Linked DNA regions of Homo sapiens: all the other regions are linked to region 2. The links are chromatin contacts, found by Hi-C or POLR2A ChIA-PET in ENCODE. All regions are on one chromosome and are shown on one strand. Each heading gives the region's core, a stretch centred on a gene start or an enhancer-like site at or near the end of the contact. The rest is flanking DNA. Distances are from core to core; before and after follow the strand shown.

What was found. Hi-C counts contacts between places; a loop is a spot of excess contacts on that map. ChIA-PET counts read pairs that join two places held with the same protein, here RNA polymerase II (POLR2A). Pooled maps may share reads with other maps.
Region 1: a loop to region 2 is called in a map of B cell, with 5 times the contacts of the local background. The contact joins the promoter of ATF6 here to the enhancer-like site in region 2. A Hi-C loop is called at or near these places in 3 of 168 maps with a recorded cell type or tissue (B cell, CD4-positive, alpha-beta memory T cell and CD8-positive, alpha-beta T cell), 2 of 37 single-sample maps with no recorded cell type and 12 of 50 pooled maps. POLR2A ChIA-PET finds 5 or more read pairs at or near these places in 1 of 52 experiments (B cell).
Region 3: a map of endothelial cell of umbilical vein shows a loop between it and region 2 (4-fold over the local background). The contact joins the promoter of F11R here to the enhancer-like site in region 2. A Hi-C loop is called at or near these places in 1 of 168 maps with a recorded cell type or tissue (endothelial cell of umbilical vein) and 7 of 50 pooled maps. POLR2A ChIA-PET finds 5 or more read pairs at or near these places in 9 of 52 experiments (CD4-positive, alpha-beta T cell, CD8-positive, alpha-beta T cell, GM10248 and 6 more).
Region 4: a loop to region 2 is called in a map of ascending aorta, with 3 times the contacts of the local background. The contact joins the promoter of DEDD here to the enhancer-like site in region 2. A Hi-C loop is called at or near these places in 1 of 168 maps with a recorded cell type or tissue (ascending aorta) and 10 of 50 pooled maps. POLR2A ChIA-PET finds 5 or more read pairs at or near these places in 7 of 52 experiments (HepG2, MCF 10A, Panc1 and 3 more).

Annotation. Positions count from the first base shown.
Region 1 is chr1:161,764,365-161,767,722 of GRCh38, forward strand. ATF6 (activating transcription factor 6) reads left to right here and starts at 1,956. Exons shown (of 16, transcript NM_007348.4): 1 at 1,956-2,078. The coding sequence starts at 1,997. ATF6-DT (ATF6 divergent transcript) reads right to left here and starts at 1,783. Exons shown (of 3, transcript NR_187280.1): 1 at 1,466-1,783; 2 at 1,060-1,137. It overlaps LOC124904444 (a long non-coding RNA gene), which reads left to right and starts at 2,085. Exons shown (of 2, transcript XR_007066695.1): 1 at 2,085-2,442. RefSeq lists enhancers at 65-234, 1,774-1,853, 1,884-1,963.
Region 2 is chr1:161,388,537-161,391,887 of GRCh38, forward strand. No RefSeq gene overlaps it. Among named protein-coding and RNA genes, the nearest start is that of TRV-CAC1-1, 9.6 kb to the right of the region's middle. RefSeq lists an enhancer at 1,146-1,345 and a silencer at 1,526-1,745. Within about 2 kb of position 1,300, at least 34 of the 41 ENCODE cell types and tissues checked have a DNase peak (open chromatin) inside an H3K27ac peak, as active enhancers do; they include B cell, PC-3, Panc1 and 2 more, where a contact is called at or near this core.
Region 3 is chr1:161,019,702-161,023,102 of GRCh38, forward strand. F11R (F11 receptor) reads right to left here and starts at 1,451. Exons shown (of 10, transcript NM_016946.6): 1 at 1,309-1,451. The coding sequence starts at 1,372. RefSeq lists enhancers at 692-821, 832-881, 1,182-1,431, 1,584-2,181.
Region 4 is chr1:161,131,404-161,134,718 of GRCh38, forward strand. DEDD (death effector domain containing) reads right to left here and starts at 1,264. Exons shown (of 6, transcript NM_032998.3): 1 at 1,148-1,264. RefSeq lists enhancers at 134-957, 1,419-1,728 and silencers at 779-998, 1,049-1,398.

The DNA of each region.
Region 1 (3,358 bases), core at 706-3,205, 380 kb after region 2:
TTGAGATTCATTCAAGGAAATACCATGGGTAGATCCTTAATATCCAATAAGAAAAATGATTTGGAGAACATTAAAGTTTACATACATTAAAAAAACCCAAATGACACTAAATGCATGTGTCTATAAACATGTTTAAGCACCGTAAAACTAAAAATAAAAGTGGACTAGAATTACACTTTTATTTTTATAAAATAAAATTTTATACCCATAAAATTCATGGTAGAAGTGGCCTACGCCAAGGGAGGAAAATGAAGCAGGGAGGAAAGAGGAATTCAATTCTGTAGTATTTAATTTCTTATGAAAAATCTGGGACAAAAATGAAAAATGTTAAATTTTTAAATTCTTGGTGATAGGTCACAAATGTTTGTTTCATAATTACTTGCACTTTTTGAATAAAAATAAAATCTTTTGGAAATTAAAAAAATTGGCGATTTGTCATGGTGATTTTCTTAAAAGACTAAGGTGTCTAGTGGGATACAGAAGACTCGATGATTTTATTTTATTTTAGGTTTTTTTTTTTTTTTTTTTTTTGAGACGCAGTCTCGCAATGTCGACCAGGCTGGTGTGCAGTGGTGCGATCTCCGCTCGCTGCAACCTCTGCCTCCCGCGTTCATGCGATTCTCCTGCCTCAGCCTCCCGAGTAGCTGGGATTACAGCTACTTGCCCGCCACCACGCCTGGCTAACTTTTTGTATTTTTAGTGGAGACAGGGTTTCACTATGTTGGCCAGGCTGGTCTCGAACTCCTGACCTCGTGATCCGCCCGCCTCGGCCTCCCAAAGTGCTGGGATTACAGGCGTGAGCCACCGCGCCCGGCCTTATTTTAGTTTTTTATGTCAATTTTTGAATTTGTAATTGGGTGAGAATTAAAGTGTTATAAATTTCACCTTAAGTGAAAATTTATTAGTTTTCTAATGACAAAAGTAGTTACATCTGACGTAAGGGGATTTAATTATCTTTTTCTGGGCTTGCGTCCCGGAACGCTGCTGCATTATGTAATCTGTAGTAATATACCCACGAGCAGTTTGGAGGGTTCTGGGAAGCACATTTGTTTTGCTTACCTACCATGGGAAAGATTCCACGTGGTCCTAGAAGCATACGTATTCGTCGGTTACAGTATTTTAAATATTCACTGGCCGCTGAAATTTAAAATGGATGAAAAAGAAATTCTCTTAAGTAGCGTTCTTGAAACTGCTTTATCAAACTCAGTTCATATTTTCAGTTGGAGTTCGTGATGTATGTGATTTTCCTTTAAATAAAACCCGAATCTTTAGTAATACAAATATTGGGAACTTCGATTACTGTAGGTCTTAGGGTAGACTCGCTTGGACTTTGACTAAATACTATGCTTTAGAAATTTATCTTTAGGAGATAAATTTGGGGGGTTTATCTTTTTATATTTGCTTTGTTTCAATTTATTTAAATAAAAGTAGTCTTTCTAGAAGTATGTTTTATAGTACCACTTACCTCGGTTACTGTCCCAGTTAAGCAGTTTTCACGAATGTGGAAAAATAGTAGTGTTTTTCTTTCATACACGCGTATATGAAAAATTTTTACATTGATAGAGAATTATTCGTAAAAATTAAAGTAAATTTACTGTTAGTCTCTAATTTTGTTCTGAGATAGCCACGCTGTGGCATTAAGAAGGATAATCAAGGAATAAGCCATAATGTTCAGAAAGGGGCTTTACTTTTTATTTTTAATATTATTGATAAACTTTGTTTAGTCGAATTGATGTCTGCGTGTCTTCCCCCGCCTTCCCCATAAAACAGCGGGACAGAAAGTCCTGAAAACTCCAAAAGGGAAATATTTACTCAGAGGTCTATTCAAATTTGCTTAGTCTCTGACGTTTTCCTGTGTCGTACAAATCCCTCGTGCGGCAAAAGTAGTTTGTCTTTACTAGGCCACCGTCTCGTCAGCGTTACGGAGTATTTTGTCCGCCTGCCGCCGCCGTCCCAGATATTAATCACGGAGTTCCAGGGAGAAGGAACTTGTGAAATGGGGGAGCCGGCTGGGGTTGCCGGCACCATGGAGTCACCTTTTAGCCCGGGACTCTTTCACAGGCTGGATGAAGATTGGGGTGAGTGGGATCTGAGAATGTACCAGGGTGGCTCGGGTTCGCGTCTAAAGGTTTCTTCCTCCCTACTTCCGCCCACTCGTGGTGACAGGTGTGGACCAACCCTGCCTGGGGAGTGAGGCCCCTCGTCACTCCTGTTCGTGCCCCTGGAAGAGTCTGGGAGTATCGTTCGGCTTCTGTCCTGGCCACAGGGAGAGTAGAATATTGTCTAACTGGAGTTAACTGTCGTTTTTCACTATTCCCACTGGGGAAGTACCGGGTGATCTTTTTGTGTGGCTAACACTGGACGTCTTTAGGAGGTTTAGAGCAAAATGGCTGGGACCGCCAAAAAGGCTACAAGCTATTTCCTGAGTGTGAAATGTGGGCGGTGAGCACAATGGAGTGGGTTTTTGTGTGTTTGGTGTATATGAGAGAATGTGGTTATATACAAGAAATTCTAATCTTACAGCTTTTACTATTGGTTTAAGCCTGATGTCCGTCTTGGCAGAAAAGCAAAACACCCAAGCACCTGACCTCGGGTCCCTGCTTAGCTACACCTAATACTTATGGTGTAATCCTGACTGCTCTCCAGATACAGCTCTTAATTTTCTTGTTAATGGATATTTTGTTTGGTTTTGGTGGTCAGGAAGGGTGGAATGGGATGAAGTGGAAATGAGAATGAAGAAACTTTGTTATCTAAGTATTTAGAGGAGACTTTTATTCTCCTCTTGATTGCAAGATATAATAGTAATATTGTTCTTAGGTTCCAATATGAATTTGGGATTGTGTAGGTTCCCAAATGGGCCCGCTAGTGAGCCTACACCACTCATCAGCCTTGGAACTGGGGGGAACCCAGTTTATCTTTCTCCCTTGGATCAGCATTCTCAATAGCAGGAGTGGAAGGAATCTCAACTTTTTATTGAACAAAGTCATTTAATTGTTTCAAGGACAGATGTTCTCTAAAACTATATTCTATTGGAGATTTATTTTAATCCTTGGGTAGATTTTTTAAGAGTTGCTGGAAAACTTAAGATTTTTTATTCCCATTTTCCCAAGCCAAATGCATTAGTGACAGTAACCATTTATTTAGCTCTTTGTGTCAGGGACCCTGTTAAACTCTTGACATGAAGTATTTTGTTTAATCCTACCAACAGTCCAATGAGGTACTGTTTATTTTAGAGATGAGGAAACTGAGGCTAACAGAATTTGTGCTCAGATTCTTAGAGCTAGTTAGTGGCAGAAGAAGGATCAGACCAGGTTTTTCTACCTCCAAAGTCTGTACCCCTAGCATCTATTCTATAATG
Region 2 (3,351 bases), core at 50-2,549:
GAACCCGGGAGGGGAGGCGGAGGTTGCAGTGAGCCGAGATAGCACCACTGCACTCCAGCCTGGGCGACAGAGCCAGACTCCGTCTCAAAAATAAAATAAAAATAAATAAATAAAATCCTTTCCCTCAGGAGCAGGAGGCTTAGATTCCTTCCAGCACTGGCCTTGCCTTCAGGGTTTCACTGGTATATTTGGGGAGTGTTCTGCAAGGGGTGTAAAAGTGAGCAGCTGCATTTGTTCAAGGCAGCAGGAAGTACTGCTGGGACCCCAAACCCAGCCTCCTGCAGTTTCCTCACTGCCTCACCTTGTGGCCAGAAGAAGCTAGGCAATCCACCCCTTCCATGGTAGGGCCGGGGCTCATGTTCCTTTATTTGGTTCGAACCTCAGTTTACCTCTCCAAGGACTCCAAGATAAAAGCACATTCTTTGTAGGACTGGTTTCAAGTGATGCACCAGTGTAAAAAGGGATTTGCGGGCAATCAGTATAAATGATTTGGGTTTGGATTTAGCTCCGTCACTTAATATAAGGGGATCTTGGGCATGTCTCTACAATTTTATTTCTTCATCTGTAATATCTTGATAATGGTTACTTCATAAGATTATTAAAAGGATTAGATGACACTGTAAATTACTTAGCCTTACAGAAAGTAAATGTAAAGCAGGCCACGCACGGTGGTGGCTCACGCCTTAATTCCAGCACTTTGGGAGGCCGAGGCGGGTGGATCACCTGAGGTCGGGAGTTCCAGACCAGCCTGACCAACACGGAGAAACCCCCATCTCTACTAAAAATACAAAATTAGCTGGGCGTGGTGGCACATGCCTGAAATCCCAGCTACTCGGGAGGCTGAGCCAGGAGAATCGCTTGCACCTGGGAGGCGGAGGTTGCAGTGAGCGGAGATCGCGCCATTGCACTCCAGGCTGGGCAACAAGAGCCAAGAGCCAAACTCCGTCTCAAAAAAAAAAGTAAATGTAAAGCAAAAGTTAGTTACGATTAGAAAAATGCATATTAACAAATTAAAGACTCCGCAAGCTATTTAATTAAAGAGAATTGCTTAATTCTGTCGGACCCCAAATTTTCCTGCTTGACAAATTCACAGAACCCTTTCAAACGAAACACCAATAATTAGGATTAGGGTGGAGACGGAGGAGCTGGAGTGAACGGGACTTGGCTGGAACACGTCCACGCACGAGTATGAGGTGAGGTATGCAGGTCAATGGGAACGCCACTCCCCTCGGGAAGGACACGGCACAGTCTTTTCGTCCTCCTGGGGCTGAACCCGGGACGTCAACACGAGGCTAACGGGACAGCTGTTTCTCCGCTCCCTCGTCACAGCCCGCGCGTGCTCCGCTCCGCTTCCCTTCAACCGACGTATTGCCAGTACCGTCTCCGTCTTGTCCAGCCCCCGCTGTCGGGAACTGAGAGCACCCTTTCCCAGACTTCCGGTCTTGACTCATTGCTGACGGGAAAGCTCCGGACCTCTGCGAGCCGTGGGGCGGGGCGCGGCGAGAGGAGGGGCGGGGCTCACGAGTGACGAAGGGCAGAAGGGCGGGGCGGGACGAGAGGAGGGGAGGGGCGAGCGGAGGGGAGGGACGAGAGGAGGGGCGGGACGAGAGGGGGGCGGGACGAGAGGAGGGGCGGGGCTCACGAGTGACGCAGGGCAGAAGGGCGGGGCGCAAGAGAGACTGAGAGCACTACGCGGGTGAGAGGAGGGGCGGGGCGTGGGAGTGACGGGGCGTGGGAGTGACTGGGCGCGGAGAGGCCGGAGCCGGAGGCGAGGCGAGGCGTGAGAGTGAATGAGGGAGGAGGGCTGTGAGGGGCTGGAGCGCCCCTGGGTGTCCTTGAGATTGCGGGAAATTCGGGTCACTTTTTCCCCAGGCCTCAGGCCTGCCGCGTCGAATTTGGGGTCTTCGCTAGGCCTGCAAGGTTGGCCGACGTTCAGGATCGGTGCCCAGGAGATGGGCTGCCTTCTCTGGGGCTGGGCAAGGGACTCTGCCTGGCAGCGCGCCTGGACCGGGGCGGGAGCACAGGGCTGGATGCGGGGCACCTCGGCGTGATTCGCGGCGGCAAGTCTCTTTTGCATCCCTACCCTGAGTTCCCCCATTCTCTTTCCCCGAAGCAACCACTGTTAGGGTTTTTGCGTGCCCTTCCTAGATGATCTCCAGTCGTCCCTCGGTATCCGCAGGCAGATTAGCTCCAGGACAGCAAGCACCCCATACTAAAATCTGCGGATGCTGAAGTCCCTCCTATAAAATGGCATAGTATTTACCTACAACTACGCACATCCTCCCACACACTTTAAATCAGCTATGGATTACTTGTAATACCTAATACAATGTAGTTATACTGTGTTGTTTGTATTTGCATTATTTTTATTGTTATTTTTCCTAATATTTTGGGAACCCGCTCGTGTGGGAGGTTCCCATACATGTATATATATTAATATGCATAAATATATTTCCTCCATTTTCCCCTTACTCAAAAACCCCACACTACACACTACTCTTCACCCATCTTTTCAGTTAGCAGTAAGTCTTGAATCTGTCCAAGAGCAGGATGACATGCAAAATGAGTGATTTAAAACTCTTTCTACAGCTGGGCTTTAAAGTACTTCCAGCTTTTTACTACTGTTTTGGCAGAGGGCTCACCTATGGGAATTAAAAGATGAATTTCCAGCCTGGGCATATAATAAGACTTGTCACTACAAAATAAAATAAAATTAGCTGGGTGTGGTGGCAGTCGCCTGTGGTCGCAGCTACTCAGGAGGCTGAGGTGGGAGAATCCCTTGAGCCTGGAACGTCGAGGCTGCAGGTTCAAGTGATTCTCCTGCCTCAGCCTCCCTAGTAGCTGGGATTACAGTGTGCACCACTACGCCTGGCTAATTTTTGTATGTTTAGTAGAGACAGGGTTTCACCATGTTGGCCAGGCTGTTCTCAGACTCCTGACCTCAGGTGATCTGCCGGCCTCGGCCTCCCAAAGTGCTGGGATTACAGGCTTGAGCCACTGTGCCTGGCCCGAAGTGGGGAGTTTTTATGCAGCTGGAGAGTAAAGGAGGGGGAGTTTCAGAGACCTGAGGGGAAAAGTCTATGTTTCTTCAGTCTCCGATAATGCCTTGAACAACCAGACTTCTGGGCATCAGCAATTGGACATAACATCCTTAAAGTAATTCATCCGAATCTTCTGCTTTTTTTTTTTTTTTTTTTTGAGACAGGGTCTCACTCTATTGCCCAGGCTGGACTGCAGTGACATGATCTCAGCTCACTGTAACCTCCGTCTCCCAGGTTCAAGCGATTCTGCCACCTCAGCCTCCTGAATAACTGGGACTACAGGCACGTATCACCCAGCTAATTTTTGTTT
Region 3 (3,401 bases), core at 201-2,700, 370 kb before region 2:
TGTGCTATAGGGTGCCTGAGATGCTGGATCAAAGAATGGAAAAAGGAAAAGCAAGTCAAGAGGGTTTGGTTCCATTCCCAGGTTCCACCCCTAACTCTATTGTCATTGAAGTCATTTCCCCTTTTGGACTTGTTTCCTTATCAGTAAAATAGAAAGAGGATGATATATGCCTCTGGTCCAATCTCTCCCAAGGGTTTATGTTGTGATAAGGTAGAAATGAGCAGTCAATCCATCTAAGGGCAGGGAATCTACATACACCAAACTGATTGTAATCATTCATTTAACACTTTCTAAAACAAGAACCTTGGGGGTGGGGGGAGACTCATGTAGAACACATACTGACACAACTACTCACACAACGACACGCACACTCAAGAATCAGATAAACACACAGGTACTGCCACAGGTTGACTAACGCACAAACCAACCGACTAAACGCTCAGCCCCACACAAACACATCTAGAGACAGAGGCATGCCCTAGCAAGTGAGCCTCATTGTTCCTCAGGAAAGGGAGTTTACAAAGGAAACAAAAACTCTCATACACAGCCAGAGGGAGGGCAGAGCTCTGGCTCTGATGAGAATCCAGCCAACCAACAGATACACTCTCCCCCTGGGAAGAGTCACTCAATCAACAACACGTATTAAGGACTCCTGAGGTAGTTATTCCATAAAGGAACTTCGCTGGAACCTCTGCTGCGCTTAGAGAAATTTCAGGTTTCTATTGCATTTCCTCTTTAGACTGTGCACCCAGACATTTTCCCAGAGCAACCGCCGCAATTCAAAGATTCAGAAGAGCCAGAGACTCCTTCAGCAAAAGCTAGGGGAAGAGACTTCCACCCCAGACCACCTCCATTTGATTTTCTTCGAAGACCGTTAAAGGAGCCAAGGCTCCCGGCTGCGCAGCGGGGTTCGTGGATGCTGGGTGGCCGTTGGAGGGGCAGGCTGGCCCTTCCCAGGTGCGTGTGGAGCGCGCGCTGGGTAGATGAGTGTGGAAGGGTCCTTGGCCCGACGGCCCTCTCCAGTGAGGACGAGGAGTGTACCTCTGGTGTGTGCAGATGGGTCAGCTCCCTCCTGGTGGCCGTGAGGGGTGCGGTCACAACTCACCAGTGTGGGGGAGGGGAGCCAGCCACTCACCCAGCTGTGAGAGTGGTGAAAGAGGGACCAGCCAGGGGTGGAAAAGATAATTCGCAGAACGATATAGGAAGGTTTCTGAGCTCCTCCCCTCCCGCGGGCTAGGGGCGTGGGGAGAGCCTTCCTCCAACCTCTGACCCGACCAACCGATTCCTCCCGAAACTCTGGGAACTTACACAACAGGATCGCCAATATGAAGAGGCACAACAGTTTCCTCTCGACTTGCGCCTTTGTCCCCATCGCGATCAGGCTCCCGACACAACAGCCGCCGAAGGACTCCTGGGAACAGACACAGCTCCGCGACTACAGCGAGGGGACTGAGAGCCAGCCGCCAGGTGGAACCCCGCCCGGCCCCGCCCTCCGCGCCTGATTGGCCAGCTCCCCACCCCTGCACGTTCCGATTGGTGTAAGGAACCGCTGCTCTTCAGAACGAGTCACCTCGGCCAGGTGTTACCCCGCCGCCACTCCCCGCCTCGGCGCACTGGCGCCTTTCCCCACAGGAGCTGCCTCAGATTGGCCCAGGAGACTGTCGCGTCAGGAGACGAATTCCGCACCTTCAGCAGGTGACGGCCCCCTGATTGGTTGGTGTTCCCGAAGTAGCGACTTCCTGACTGGCTGGGTTCTCAGTTGGAGCTAGAGGGCTGAGAAGTACCTCTAAGGAGGAAGTAGGAAAGGCAGTCGTGGTGTGGGATTTACGGAGACCGGCTTGGCTTGGGGTTTTGTGTTTGTTTGAATGTAAGTTGCTTGGTGCAACTGCACCTGCAGTTTGGTCCTGCAGAAACTTTGGTCCTGCCTCTTGGCAAGTAAAAAACAAATATTAATATGGGAGGGTAGGGGAGAAGACCCGGAGAGAAATGGAATGTTACTTTGGCACCACCTCCAAACTGTTCCTCTGTCCACCCCACCGGCTTTGAGAGATGAGCTACGCTGGGAGGAAGAAAGGGGAAAAAAAAGGGAAAGGGAGCACTCAACTGGAAAATGGGAGCCTGGGCAGTATAGTCCCAGCTACTTGGGAGGCTGAGGTGGGAGGATGGCTTGAGCCCGGAGGCGGAGGTTGCAGTGAGCCTAGATCGCGCCACTGAACTACAGCCTGGGCGACAGAGCCAGACCCTGTCTCAAAAAACAAACAACAACAACAAAAATTTAAAAACCCACAACAACACAACTTGGGAAGAGCAGAATTACGTTATCTCAAGAAGAAAGTTAAACAGATGTACACAAAACACACCCAGATGATACAAACTGAGCTGAACATGCTCTAGAAACATCTCTGGGTGACTGGATATGTCCTTTACACATATTTGATCTGTGAACAGGTCCCTACATTTCAGAATTGTTTGTTTTCTCACTGTGACTAATAGTTGTGTGCTGACTAAGCCACCTTTTTTCTATAGACAATGTTGATACTCAAACTTTCTGTTAATATTTATATTGCTACATCATTTTTAATTGAAATTCATGCTCAACACCTTTGCTAGTTGTAGTTTCTATTTTACGATGATTTAATTTTAACTGTACTAAGCATATGCAGACTGTGGGGAAAAAACTTCCTTAGCATTACCTCATTGCAAGGGAAAAGACCACATTTTTATCCAAAAGAATGATATTGTTTGACATTTTGCCTTTTTCACCTTTGCTCTCATTCCTTTGTCCCCATCTCTTTGGCCAAAGTTCTGCTTCTGGTTCCATTCAATTTAAACCACCTACTGGGTGCTTAATAGTCTTGGCCGGGTGCGTGGCACACGCCTATAATCCCAGCACTTTGGGAGGCCGAGGTGGGTGGATCACCTGAGGTCAGTCTGACTAACGTGGTGAAACCCTGTCTCTACTAAATACAAAAAAAATTAGCCGGGCGTGGTGGCACATGCCTGTAATCTGAGCTACTTGGGAGGCTGAGACAGGAAAATCGCTTGTACCTGGGAGGAGGAGGTTGCAGTGAGCTGAAATCGCGCCATTGCACTCCAGCCTGCTGGGCATCAAGAGCGAAACTCCGTCTCAAAAAAAAAAGAAAAGAAAAGAAAGAAATTTAAAGTCTTGGAGAAAGGTATATACACTGACAGCTGGGCTCTGTGACGTGTGCCTGTAATCCCAGCTACTCAGGAGGCTGAGGCAGGAGGGGAGGATCACTTAAGGCCAGGAGTTTGAAACCAACCAGGGCAACATAGGGAAAAGACTCTGTGTCTAAGAAATTTTATTTATTTATTTATTTTTGAGACGGAGTCTTGCTCTGTCGCCCAGGCTGTAGTGCAGTGGCGCGATCTCTGCTCAC
Region 4 (3,315 bases), core at 14-2,513, 260 kb before region 2:
TTCCAGACTTAAAACAGCAAAAGGGTCTGGAAACTACAGCACTCATTTAATTAACCTGTCTAGATGCCACTCTATCTTTTCTCTTTCCCTCCTCAGACTTCCAGAGCCTCCACCTTAGCATATAGGGTTCCAATATAGCCATGTCTGCTCCCCCACTCTTGTATTGCTAATGCTAAAAACTAGAAAAGTCCTTTGCTCCTCCACACTTGGGCGACACCGGCTTCCCCATTTTCCCAAGCAGGAAAAACAAGGGAACAGTAAGCTAGGGAGTCTTTTGGAAAACAAACCCAGTTGAATTCTCATCCAACCCCAATTCTGCAAACCCACATGACCATTCCCTTCTGCCCTTCCCACCCTCTTAAAAGCTAAGGGCCTGGCAATTAGAATTGGCTGCAACTGATGCTGCTTAACTCTGTTCTCTCCTCCTCTCCACCGGGGAAAGGGAAACCCCCGAACCTCTATCACCCGTGCAGCTCCACTGTCCTATCTCCCATTCCACTCCCCTTCCTCCCAAACTTTCTTCCTCCCAGTCTCTCACTTTCTCCATTACCTCCTCCCACCGACACTCTCTCCATTCCCCAAGCCTCCGTTCTCTCCTTTTCCACCCAAATTCTCCCCTAGGCCCTTCCCCCTCCCACCTCCAATTTAACACTTTCGAAGCCCCCCAGAAACGTCTTAACTCCAATTCTGACCTTTACCCACCTCCTCGCAACACCCCTCATCAGAGTCCAGTCCTCCCTCCAACCACATGCCACAGCCCCCTTCCCCTTCACACCCTCAGCCTCTCCCTCCTGCTCCTACCCCCTTCAATACGAGCGGATCGCAGCCCCACTCCCCACCTCGGCCTCTCTAATACCCCTGGCTGGGCCCAGTCTCAGCCCTTGTTTACGCCCCTCCCCATGCCCTCACTCCTCCGTCTCGACCCCTGCCCTCTCCCGCAGTTGCCATCTCCCCTGCACGCCCCCCTCGGCAGCTCCCCTCCCCCACCTCTCAGCGTCCCGTCACCTCCCTCTCTTGAGGTTCTCAGGCTGGACGTCGCCACCGCCTCCCCCTCCACTTTCCTTCCCCAAGCCCTTTGCGGCCCCGCCCGGCCCCGCCCCGTCCCGCTCGACTCCCTCTCCCCACTCCGGCCGCCCCTCCGCCTCACTCTCGGCTCAGGCTCGGCGCCGCCATGTTGGATCCATCCGCGCCGCTCTCCCGGGCCTGCCTCACGGCGCCGCATCCGGGCTCCAGCAGCCGCCGCCGCCGCCGCCGCCGCGGCCGTGGGGGAGGGGACAGGCGGGCGGGGGTGGCTGCATCCTGAACGGCGCCTCCCGGAACCCGGCCGGTTAGTGGCGGCTTCGAGGCCATAGTGAGACATGAGCCGGAGTAGCCATAGTAAGTGAGGGCAGCCTGGCAGCGGCATTAATCGGGGAGTGGATAGCTTCACTTCGGGAGGAGAGATAGAGATTGGCAGCCATCTTGCTTTGGGGCAAGCTGGCAACGCCGGTTTGTCTTGACGGCTGCTTAGGGCGGTAATAAGGGATCGAAGAGGATAGCATTCTTGAATGGGAAACATTGGTGGCGCCACAGCTGGCTGGTGGCGACTTCAAGACCCACTGGAAGGCTGGGATTGGCAGCCATGACTCATAAGGGCGGAATACCACGGGGATCGGTTTGTCTGGCGAACTTGAGTGAAGGGTCAAGATCTGGATTTCACCTTTCCTCTGAGCTTCCTGATAACCCGGACGTTCCGTAAACCCGGATCCGGAGCCGAAAGTGGTGCCCAGATCCCGTCTCGGAATTCATTTGTTCAGCATTTACCTTTTGAACGCCGGTTTCCTGTAGGAAGTGTCGCCTAGCTGATCCGTGTAGGGCTGTTGGGAATTGGGGGTGGGGAGGATGGTGCGGGTACGTTCTGGTGTGGCTTAAGAAAGTGGTAATAGATAGGGGAAGACCAGATTATGCGAAGCCTTGTAAATTAATTGATTTTTATCCTTAAGGCAATGAAAAGTCTTTGAAGAATCTCAGCAGAGGTGTGAACAATTTCATTTGCATTTTAGATCGCTGCGTGCAGTGTGAAGGATGAATGAATTGAGGAGAATCAAGGAGAGCAGTTGTGAGGCTCTTTTCCAGGCAAGGATGATGATGGTCTGCCTGTGGAAGGGAGAGTGCGGATGGGGAGATACAGATTGGTTTAAGAGGTACGAATGTTGTGACTTGGACAACTGGGGAATAATGATACCAGTTTCTTTCTCGTTTAGGGGGGAGATAATGAGTTTTAGGTGCCCCTGGGATATTAGCTAATGTGGGTTGGGAACTCAAAAGAAAGGTTTGAGGTGTGTGTGCGTGTGCATATAGATAGCTGTTGAAGCCATGAAGTGGGCTGGAGAGGATACCTGCATTTGCGGGATAGGATGAGGGAAGCCGAAAAGAACACTGAGAAGGGGCAAACCGAAAGGAAAGAAGAAAACCATAGAGAACTATCAAGGAAACTGGTGAAAGCGTTTAGTGTAACAGAGATATAGTAAAATGCTAACTAAAATATATACATCAGGGCCGGGCATGGTGACTCACACCTGTAATCCTAGCTTTGGGAGGCCGAGGCGGGTGGATCACTTGAGGCCAGGAGTTCGAGACCAGCCTGACCAACATGGTGAAACCCTGTCTCTTCTAAAAATACAAAAAAAATTAGATGGGTGTGGTTGCACATGCCGGTAATCCCAGCTACTTGGGAGGCTGAAGCATGAGAATTGCTTGAACCCAGGAGGCAGAGGTTGCAGTGAGCCGAGATCGCGCCACTGCATTTCAGCCTGGGCACCAGAGCAAGACCCTGTCTCAAAAAAAATGAAATAAATAGGCCGGGTGCTGTGGCTCACTCCTGTAATCCCAGCACTTTGGGAGGCCATGGCGGGCAGATCACCTGATGTCAGGAGCTGGAGACCAGCCTGGTCAACATGGTGAAACCCCGTCTCTACTAAAAATACAAAAATCAGCCAGGCATGGCAGTGCGCGCCTGTAGTCCCAGCTACTGGGGAGGCTGAGGCACAAGAATCGCTTGAACCCAGGAGGCAGAGGTTGCAGTGAGCTGAGGTCGTGCCACTGCACTCCAGCCTGGGTGACAGAGTGAGACTCTGTCTCCAAAAAAATAAAATAAAGTAAATAAAATGTATCTATCAGATATTGCAACAAGGGCCAGGCACAGTGGCTCACACCTGTAATCCCAGCACTTTGGGAAGCCTAGGCAGGTGAATCACTTAAGACCAGGAGCTGGAGACCAGTGTGGTCAACATGGCAAGACCCCATCTTTACAAAAAATACAAAAATTAGCTGGGC